Linked DNA regions of Mus musculus: region 2 is linked to region 1. The links are chromatin loops, found by intact Hi-C in ENCODE. Cell type or tissue: gastrocnemius. All regions are shown on one strand. Region 1 overlaps Vps11 (VPS11, CORVET/HOPS core subunit). Region 2 holds the start of Pdzd3 (PDZ domain containing 3).

What was found. Peaks named below come from ENCODE experiments on the same cell type or tissue, not always from the same donor. Only the 100,000 strongest peaks of a DNase experiment are listed, where the experiment ranks them.
Region 2: it touches region 1 in a loop (2.6-fold over the local background); 7 of 42 quality-filtered maps call a loop at or near these places.

Annotation. Positions count from the first base shown.
Region 1 is chr9:44,349,783-44,354,782 of GRCm38, forward strand. Vps11 (VPS11, CORVET/HOPS core subunit) reads right to left here. Exons shown (of 16, transcript NM_027889.2): 9 at 4,627-4,773; 10 at 4,321-4,509; 11 at 4,055-4,216; 12 at 3,433-3,572; 13 at 3,127-3,329; 14 at 2,815-2,986. Among named protein-coding and RNA genes, the nearest start is that of Vps11, 9.4 kb to the right of the region's middle. In gastrocnemius, no CTCF peak of the experiment used is centred here; no DNase peak of the experiment used is centred here.
Region 2 is chr9:44,247,012-44,252,011 of GRCm38, forward strand. Ccdc153 (coiled-coil domain containing 153) reads left to right here. Exons shown (of 7, transcript NM_001081369.2): 7 at 1-295. It overlaps Pdzd3 (PDZ domain containing 3), which reads right to left and starts at 4,453. Exons shown (of 11, transcript NM_133226.2): 1 at 4,429-4,453; 2 at 3,987-4,014; 3 at 3,772-3,845; 4 at 3,240-3,451; 5 at 2,832-3,021; 6 at 2,600-2,736; 7 at 2,224-2,428; 8 at 1,836-2,032; 9 at 1,545-1,751; 10 at 1,220-1,420; 11 at 301-1,005. The coding sequence starts at 4,444. The coding sequence ends at 976. In gastrocnemius, a CTCF peak has its summit at 2,672 (motif pointing right); DNase peaks (open chromatin) are centred at 2,675 and 3,609; H3K4me3 peaks cover 941 bases; H3K27ac peaks cover 1,358 bases.

The DNA of each region.
Region 1 (5,000 bases):
ATCCCATTAAAGATAGTTGTGAGCCACCATGTGTTTGCTGGGAATTGAACTCAGGACCTCTGCAAGAACAACAAGCATCTAACCACTAAACCTTATCTTCTAGCCCCTTCCTGCCATATTCATTCATTCATTCATTCATTCATTCATGGTTTTTCGAGACAGGGTTTCTCTGTGTAGCCCTGGTTGTCCTGGAACTCACTTTGTAGACCAGGTTGGCCTTGAACTCAGAAATCTGCCTGCCTCTGTCTCCCGAGTGCTGGGATTAAAGGCGTGCGCCACCACGCCCGGCCGCCACTTTTATGTTTAAGATTTCTTTTTTCAGTTCTGTGTGCATGAGCTGCAGTGGAGTTAGACGTGGTTGAGCACCTGACAGGAATGCTGGGAACTGAACTAGCTGGCTCCACAACAATAGGACACGCTCTTAATCACTGAGCCATCTCTCTAGTCCCCTTCTCTTTCTCCGTTTATTTTCTTCTCAGAATTTACAAGTATCTCAAACACTGTAACCATCGACCTGTTTGCTTTCTATATTTCTTTTAAATGTTATGTATGTGCCTGAATGTGTGTGTGTGTGTGCATGATAGAGTGTGGATACTTGCGGAGGTCAGAAGACGACGCCAAAATTCCTGGAGATGGAGTTACAGGCAGTTGTGAGGCACCTGGTGTGGGTGCTGGGAACTGAACCCAGGTCCTCTGCAAGCACAGCAAGCACTATTAACTGTCAAGCCATCTCTATAGCCCCAAGTCTGCCTTTTTAAAATGTTTAATGTATGTCTCAAGAACATCATGTCGAAGAAGGCAGGGCTACCTGTCTGTGTTATTCATGAAAGGCACTGGACATTATAGTAAAGGCTAAGTGGAATGAGAAACCATTTCATGATAAATATTATATGGCCAGGGAGTGGTGGTGCACGCCTTTAATCCCAGCACTTGGGAGGCAGAGGCAGGCGGATTTCTGAGTTCAAGGCCAACCTGGTCTACAAAGTGAGTTCCAGGACAGCCAGGGCTACACAGAGAAACCCTGTCTTGAAAAAACCAATAAATAGGTAGGTAGGTAGGTAGGTAGGTAGGTAGGTAGGTAGGTAGGTAGGTAGGTAGATAGATAGATAGATAGATAGATAGATAGATAGATAGATAGATAGATAGATAGATAGATAATTTACAATGTAATGGGGAGAACAGACAGAATACCTTATAGCTGGGCATGGTAATGAATGCCTGTGATCCCAGCACTTCAGGAGGATTAAGGAGTCCAGGGTTAGCTTCAGCTACATGAGACTGTCTCAAACAAACAGAACAAACTCCCCAAGACTTAGCACTTGGGAATAATCTCTACTATTGACAATTCTATCCAGGCATGATGGCTTGTCTTTGCAATCCTAGCACTTAGGAGGAAGAAGCAGAAAGATCACTTTGAGTTGAGCTCAAGGTCAGCCCAGGCTGCAGAGTAAGATTATGTCTCAAAAATAACACAAGACATGGGCTGGAAAGATGGTTCAGAGGATAAGAGCATCGGCTATTCTTCTCAAGAACCCGGGTTCAATTTCTGGCACCCACATGGCACCTGTCTGTAACTCTAAAATCCAATATCCTCACTCACTCAGCCACACATGCAGGAAAAACAAAACGCCAACGCACATAAAGTAAAATGAAAACCCAGGCCTGTAACCACAGCTACTGAGAAGGCTGAGGCAGTGGAATCAGCTGTTCCTCACCAGCCTGGCACACATGCCTGCAAGAGGAGGCTGGGCACCTCAGCAGAGGTGACACATGCCTGCAAGAGGAGGCTGGGCACCTCAGCAGAGGTGACAGCACTTGCTGTCCTAGCCTGGCATCTGAGTTTGAGCCCTGAACCCCATGTGGGAAGTGGGAAGTGATAGTGCATACTTGTGATCCCGCACTCCTAGAGGTGGAAACTGGCGGGTCAGATATGCAGCATAGCAGAAATAAGAAAGACTAGTCAAGAATTATTAAAGCAGTCCTCTGACTTCCACATGGCCCTGTGGCATACAGGCAGCCACACTTGCACACAGAAAACCAAAACAGGGGGCTGGTGAGATGGCTCAGTGGGTAAGAACACTGGATTTATGGCTGGCCATGGTGGCACACGCCTTGAATCCCAGTACTCAGGAGGCAAAGCAGGTGTGTATCTCTGTCTTCTAGGCCAGTTCAGTCTACACAGGGAGTTCTAGGACAGCTATGGCTATATAGACAGACCCTGTCTCAAACAAAAAAACCAAACCAAACCAGGAGGATATATAACTAATCATTTTTTTTTAGAATCCACTAAAACATCTTCAGAGGGCTGGAGGTGTATAGTTTCAGTGGAAGGGTAGGAGCCTCCCATGTGCGGAAGGCCCCAGTGCCCCTCAACCTTCCCAATGCCACGACTCTTTAATCCAGGTCAGGTTGTGGTGACCCCAACCACAAAAATACTTTTGTTGCTACTTTGTAACTGTAATTTTGCTTCTGTTATGAATCATAATATAAATATCTAATACACAGAATATCTTATATGTGACCCCAAAGGGGTCACGACCCACAGGTTAAAAACCAACGCCTGAGGTTAATCTTTGATGAAGGGAAAAGGGGAGAAAGGGAGAAAAAACAGGAAGAAACAAAGTAGGAGCTCCAACACACTTCATAATCCTCTGAGAGAGCAACAGCAGCATAGAGCAGCACACTGTTGACAGCCAAAGCCAGCCCCGCCCCACTGCACACACCCCAGCATGGCTACCTCAATACAGCAGCACAGCAGCACACCGTAACAGCCAAAGCCAGCCCCACCCCACTCCCACACCCCAGCATGGCTACCTCGCCTTGAGCTCCTGGATTTCCTGGCGGATGCGAGTGGTCTCCTCTCTGTATCGCCGCACCCGGAGCTCATCCTGTGCAATCTGCTGGCTCTGTTTCTGCAGTTTTTGGACCAGGTAATCTCGGATGATAGACAGGGTAGCTGTGGAGTTGTGGGCCAGGGTCTGCACCACTGAAATTGGGGACCAAGAGGGAAGAATGAAGCAGCAGAAGCAGTAGCAGCAGTAGCAGCAGCCGCCGCCGCCGCCACCGCCATGCAGAGCCCCTAGCTGCGGCAGCCTGTCCTCAAGGGCAGCCTGTCCTCACACGTACCTAGAAGAGGCGGCATGAGGCTCTTGTTCTCAATGTGCCTGAGCACAGCCGCCACATACTCCTTGCAGTCCTCCTCCTTGCGGGCGAAGTAGCTGAGGGCCTGTTCCCACAGGGAGGGCTCCTGCTCTCCATGGCGCTCACACACGGCAATCACCTGCCGGTACTGCTCGTGCTGCATGTGGTAATGCATGATCTGCTGGAACCTGGGGCCAGGAACAGGGCACACCTCACGAGTTGTCCACCTCATGGGTTGTCCTGCAAAGATCACCCGAATCTTCCTTTCCCCTGAGGGTCCCCCAAACTCACAGCTTCCCCTGCTCATAGAGGTAAAGGACCCCATCCTGGAAGTCGTGCATCTGGCACAGAACCAATGCCTTGTCAAACACGTCACAGAATCGGCCACTCTTCAGCAGGGAGATGGCCTCTGCATGAAGTTTCTCCTTGGCCTACAGGAGAAAGTGGTTGGGCCCTTAGTCATCAGATGGCACAAGGTCTTTTAGACAAGGCAAATCAAATGTCCCTCGCAATCCAATTTCCCATCAGTAAAACCTATCTGGCCCCAGAGGAAAGGGACTACTCTCAACATCAGCGCTTCTCAACCTGTGGGTCTTAACCCCTGAGCAAAACCTTTACCTCCAAAATACTGACATTATAATTCATAACAGTAGCAAAAATTACAGTTATAAAGTACGAAGGAAATCGTTTCATGACTGGGTCACCACATCGTGAGGAACTGTATCAAAGGTCGCAGCATTAGGAAGGTTGAGAACCACTGCTCTAGATAAAGCAACAAAAGTCAGCCGCAGGGCTGGAGAGCAGGCACAAAAGGAGCTAGCTTTTCTCTATTCACCAAGGCCTCCCACGTGCTAGAGCAGGGACCGCCCAGCTCGCTGCTTTCCAGCACCTCCCATGGCTCCAGTCAGGGTACCTGGGGATCTTTCTCATGGGCCCAGTTCTGCAGCCGCAGCTCCAGGAGCGTGTCATAGATGCCCTGCGGTGAGTCCGGCTGCACCTCACTCATGTGTTCTAGGAAGGCTTTCAGCTCTCGTGGGTTGTTGGCAAAGATGGGGATGAACTCCTCAGAACTGGCCTGGGACAGAGGGGAGAAGCAAGCATGGTGGCTAAGGAAGGTGGCTCAGCGCTCACAGGCCTCTAAGGTGACCCCTGCTACTCAAACTGCTTCCCAGGTCTCACCCGGCAGCTCAGAGCCTCCCGATCGCCTCGGCCTTCCAGACTGGGTCGATAGTCAGTGCAGAGGCCTTTCAGCAACTGGGTTGTCTGCTCCGGTATGTGGTGCATGAGGGTCTTGCCATAGCGTTTCATGTTACTCTCCGCTTGCTCGAAAGGCAGCTTCCCGATATACCGAAGGGCTTCCTGATAGTTCTGTGGAGAGGTGACAGGTGAAGAAGTGCCCCGGTCGGTCTCACCCACCAGGATGTATTTTTATTTTTAAGTGTGTCTTCAAAGTGGCATTCTGCCCAAAGCAAGAACCTCACCCACCTTAATGTCCTCTAGCTGGATCTTCAAGTACCACTCATGATGTGCATGATTCTCAGCCAGATAGAGGGCATGGGAGTAGTAGCCAGCCTGCCGGAGGACCTTGATGGCTGTCTCTACATCAAAGTGGACTTCACTCTCACTCTTTGTCTGCCAATAAGACATTAAACACTTCATTTGCATGAAGTGGCTACAGAAGAGAGACTAAACAGGCATCTGCCATTACAGCATGTTTCCACAGGGCAATTACATCCTGGCTTGAAAAACATGCCAACCAGCCTTTTGCAACTTCTGCTTCAAGACCCAAGGCTCTCCTCTGTCCCTATCACTAGGAAGACATTTCTAGGGACTCGGGGCTTCCTTAATGGCACTTATTG
Region 2 (5,000 bases), 100 kb before region 1:
ACTGAGTGGTAAGAAGTAGACAATGTTCTAAACCCTTTCCTGCAGAAACTAGATCCCATTCCCTTAAGCCTGGAGTACTTTTGGTCCCTTTAAACTATCTTGGCTTAAATGGGCACGGCGGTGCATACCTTTAATTCACACAATTGGGAGGCAGAGGCGGGCGGATTTCTGAGTTCAAGGCCAGCCTGGTCTACAGTGAGTTCCAGGATAGCCAGGGCTGTACAGAGAAACCCTGTCTTGAAAAACCAAACCAATCTTGGTTTTTTTTCCTGACCAATAAAACACAAATCCTGTGTGTGTGTCTGTATACATATACATACATTTACTTATTTATTTGGACAGTAGCGTATGTATACTAAAGTGCTCACAAAGAGGTCAGAGGGCAAATTCCAGGAGCTGGTTCTCTTCTTCTACCGTGTGGTTCTGGTGAGTCAACTCCGGTTGCCAGGCTTAGAAGCCAGCACCTTTACCTTTTAAGCTATCTCACCAGCCAGCTGGGAAAGGCTGTACCAGGACATTACAATAGCCAAGAACCAGCTCCCAAGACTCTAAGGTATCCACAGTAGAAGGAAGATACACCTCCAATCAATCCTTCTGCCAGATGACAACAGAGCCACATCTAACCTATGTTCTCCATGGCTTCAATCCTCGGTGGCTCCACAGCGTCATCTTCTTGAGCAGAACTGCATCTTTGGCGCACAGCTCCCCAAAATGTCCACATATAGCATCCTGTGGCGTCTCAGGCTCCCTGTGGAGCCCGCCTTCGGTCTCTGTCCACACCCCTCTGCTGGAGGTAGGCTCATGAGAAAGGAGAAGGTCCCTGGCAGTCCTGTGATTGGTGGTTTCTGAATCCTCCAGCTCCCAATTCCAACTTCAAGAGATTGTTCCCAGCTCCCTCCACCTCAGGGTGCAGAGCGAGGGCAGGAGAACTACTAGGCAAGTCTATGCTGGTAAGCTAGGCTGAACAGGGATGTCCTATAGCAACTCTGAAGCCAGAGTCCAGTCCTACATACGGAGAGAACAAGGGGAGTCAGTCTCAAACCAGAAGAGTTCACTTTCCTGCCCCAACATGCTCTGCTCAGGAATAGGACTTTGTCCTCCAATCCTTCTGTCCCCACCTCCTATGACCAACGGTTCCCTCCTGCACATCTCACACAGCTCGACCCGTTAGCCCTCCTCTCTGCCCTTCTCATAATTCCATTTGTCTCTTTGACTTCACCTCTCCAGACTCCAAGGAAATCCAGGCTTCTAAGCCCTGCGGATTCCTAGCTCCTAGCTTCAGGCAGAGGGGTGGCTCAGCCTCAGTCAGTTGCTGAAGCCTGTCCAGTTCACTGTCTCCGCCCACAGGATATCCGTTCACCTCCAAAACTGTATCTCCCACTTGCAGCCCTGCCCGGGCAGCTGAGCCTCCTGGGGTCACCTGGCAGTGTAAGGGGATACACAAAAGTATTGGTTAGGTGTTCTACGGCTGGGCAGACTGGGGGGCAGAGAAAGGTAGGTGGTGAATGATGGGTAGATTCCAAGGCACATGGTGCATCAGTCACCTGGGAGATGAAAAGACAAGGCCCACTGGCCACACAGCAGAGTCTGAATCCATAGCCACCTCCAGGCCCCGGGTACAAGAAGCATTGGCAGGAGCCAGCAAGGCCAGAAGGCTCAACTGTGTCTTCAACCGGAAGATCCTTGGTCTCTGCCAGAGGAGGAGCAGCAATCTCAGTGTTCTCCAAGAAGAGGAGGGGAGACAGGCGTACCTGGGGAGGTACGGTGGGGGGAGAAAAACCTGTGGCACCTGAGCCCTGCTCCATTTCTGCCCTCTCCCCAACCCAGTCACATACCATGCTGAAGAAGCGGTCAGCCTCAGGATCGACGACAATGAGAGAGACACAAGAGCCCTGTGCCCGGATTCTAGACACTGTTTCCTCATGGCCCAGCCCATCCACGCTTTCCCCGGCCACAGCCACCAGGCGGTCTCCAGCCTTCATCCCAGCCTTGTCAGCTGGTAGTCCTGGATCCACGTCCCACAAGAACTGCCCTGGGACAGAGACATCTTCACTGCTCTCCCCTGACTCACGCCCATGCTCTCCCAGGAACTAACTCTACAGTGCATGGAAAGCTGCCGCTGGGGGCTGTGGGGCATCGCTCATGGATGCTGAGAAGCACAATTGAATGTGTATGGCCAGCCTATCGTCCAGCTTCCTACCAACCCCCAGAGCTGCCACTCACCAAGTCGGCCATCCAGGCCCTTCTCCTCCCGGAGCAGGAACCCAAAGCCTTCAGGTCCTTTCTCTATGTTTAGACATCGGGGCTTGGCGGGCAATGCCCAGCCCTCTGCCAGGGGTGCAGCAAGAGGCATTCCTAGTTGGTGACACTGTTCCTCTACCTCCAGCCCTGCCACCAGCAGAGTCACCTGATCTCCACTCTGCCAAAGCTGTGAGGGCAGAGCAAGAATGTAAGCATGGGACATCTGTGTGGGACAGAAAGGCAGGCATCTAGCTCCTCCCGGGGACCCGGAATGAGGGCAAGCCTCATGCAAACTAGAGGGAAAAGAAGAGGGTAAGGAGGGAGAGTTCATGTAGGGAGTCACCGCAGGAAGCCCTACCTTCCTATTGAGCTGGTTGTATGTGAGCTTCTCCACACTGGCCCCATTCACTTCCAGCAGCCTGGCTCCAGGGGGCACCCCTGCCCTCTCAGCAGCTCCTCCTGCACTGAGCACCAACCAGAAAGGACCTCGACTTCCTAAAGGCAGAAAAAGTAAGTCCCAGCCTGCTGCCTACCTAGAACCGAAGCTAAGCTCCCCAACCCTGCCCACCCATAGCAGGCCCTAAGCTCACCGTGGGTGACGCTGAAGCCAAAGCCGCCTTCATCTTTTACTACATGGCACAACCGGGGCCTGACCCCCGAGGGTAGGGTAGGACAGAGGAAAGCGTCACTCCCCTGCAGAACACGCGCCACATCATGCACGTGTTGTGCCAAGACTGTCAGCAATACCCGGGGACCGCTGGCCCGGATGTAGCGCACTACCTATAAAAGGGGACACAGGAGAAAAAGGTTGGCCCTCTGAAATCCCAGGATCCCCTAGAACGTGCGTTTTCACTGTGAAACCCACGTCTGTAGTTGCCTTCACTCAATCTTTCTCCCTAGGTACCTCCAAATCATGGGGTCTGAGGAGAGTGAGGCTTGGCCCATGAAGTGCTATGGAATGTTCTTTTGTACCACGAGGAGTCCCAGCCCAGCCTCACCACCGCGTGGTCCTCATGTGCCACAATATTATTGTTCACCGCTAGGATCCGATCTCCTTCCCGGAGACCCTGGCGCTGGGCTGAGGTGCCCGGATCGACCCTGCACACCACATGGTCAGCCTTGCCTAGATGCTGCTGCAAATGGAACCCAAAAGTCTTTTCCTCCTCCTTGCTCAACAGACAAAAGCGAGGCCGGTGCAGGTTCCAGGGATCTGGAGGAGGAGACAGGTAGCAGAAAAAAAAAAAAGAAGGAGGGGGCACAGCCCTGGTACAGGGGCATCAAAAGACTGGCAGACCCTGCTTTCCTGTGAGAGCGCTGGTCAGCTTCCAGCCAGTGAGAGGGCGGGCTTTATAGCTGAATGAACTCTGCGTGGGCTGGGAGGCTAAAGCAAAGGGATGTCTTCCCCCTCTACTTCTGCTTAGTTACTGATATCAGAGGGAGGCAGTTAGCAGTTACCAAGGAGATAGGAGGCTGTGTGGCACCCTAGTGTCTCTAGGGAAAGGAAACAGTTGCCAAGGGTGAGGGGGTTACCAGATTGGTCCTGGTCTTCAGCGAGGGAGAGGACAGGATTGTCAATGCCCAGCCTTGGATTAAACTTAAACTTCCTATAAGGAGGCAGGAGAGGCAAATAAGAGGTGCTGGGAGCTGGACTTGGGTCCCAGATTCTACTTTAGGTGCTGCTGCCAGCTGAGAGTCGTCCCCCCCACCCCCTTCAGTTGTTCTTCTCCAGCCCTCAGACTACTTACAGAGTTAACAAGGCCGTGTCCCGAAGATCTGCGGGACAAAGGAGAGTGAGAGGAGAGACACACTCCCCACCCCACCCAGAGACGGGACTCTCGTGATAAAAAACCAAAAAGGTTTAGGAGAAACCCAACCCCTTTCCATTCTGCTTCTCTGTCTTCACACACACACACACACACACACACACACACACACACACACACACACACACACACACACGGGTGCTGACTCCCCTGTATTTTCCTCCCCCAGTACTGTGGAACATAAATCTGAGCCTATCAGCAGAAGGTGTGGGCCAGGAAGATAGATCTATAAGCCCACCTCATTCCTATTCCTATAGGGCTCCAAGCCCCGATAGCAAGTGTGTTCTAGACCCAGAGATTCCAAATCTGCCCCCTCTGCCGCCACCCCAAAGTCCCCTTTCAAGGATATCGCCTTACTTCCTACCTGCAGCTGCCTCCATAGTTGGATCACTGACCCAGGACTTAAGAGTAGGGACAAGGTTCATTATAACCAGCTGACCCTCCCACCTGCCCCCTCCCGAGTCACGCCTTCTTGAAGACGCTGCAAGGAAGCATTGGGGTAATGGTTAACAGCAATGGGACTTATTCTCTGCAAAGTGCGAGTGTAAGTTCCTTCTGCCCCCAGGTCTTGCGCCCTACCTCTTACGACGCTCAGTTGCTCTTATGCACAACAAAAAGCAGGTTACTGTCATCTCAAGCTGGGGGCAGTAGGTATGAAGGGTTAAAGGAATTCGAAGGCCCAGCAAGAGCAACCCCATCCCAGGCGCTCACACCCGGGCCTTCCAGCAACAAAGTTATCTAAAGATTCTTGAGCCTCTCCTTTTGCCTATCAGACTATTCAAACGATGGATCTCAAAGACTGGAATTCCTTCAGGAATCTTAAACTGGGCAAGAGAGAAGATGAAGCCCCGAGGCCAGCCAGAACTTGTCTGCCAAGAAGAAGTTTCATGAAGTTTGGACAATTTGTCAGACCACGGAGTTGGATGGATGGACTGG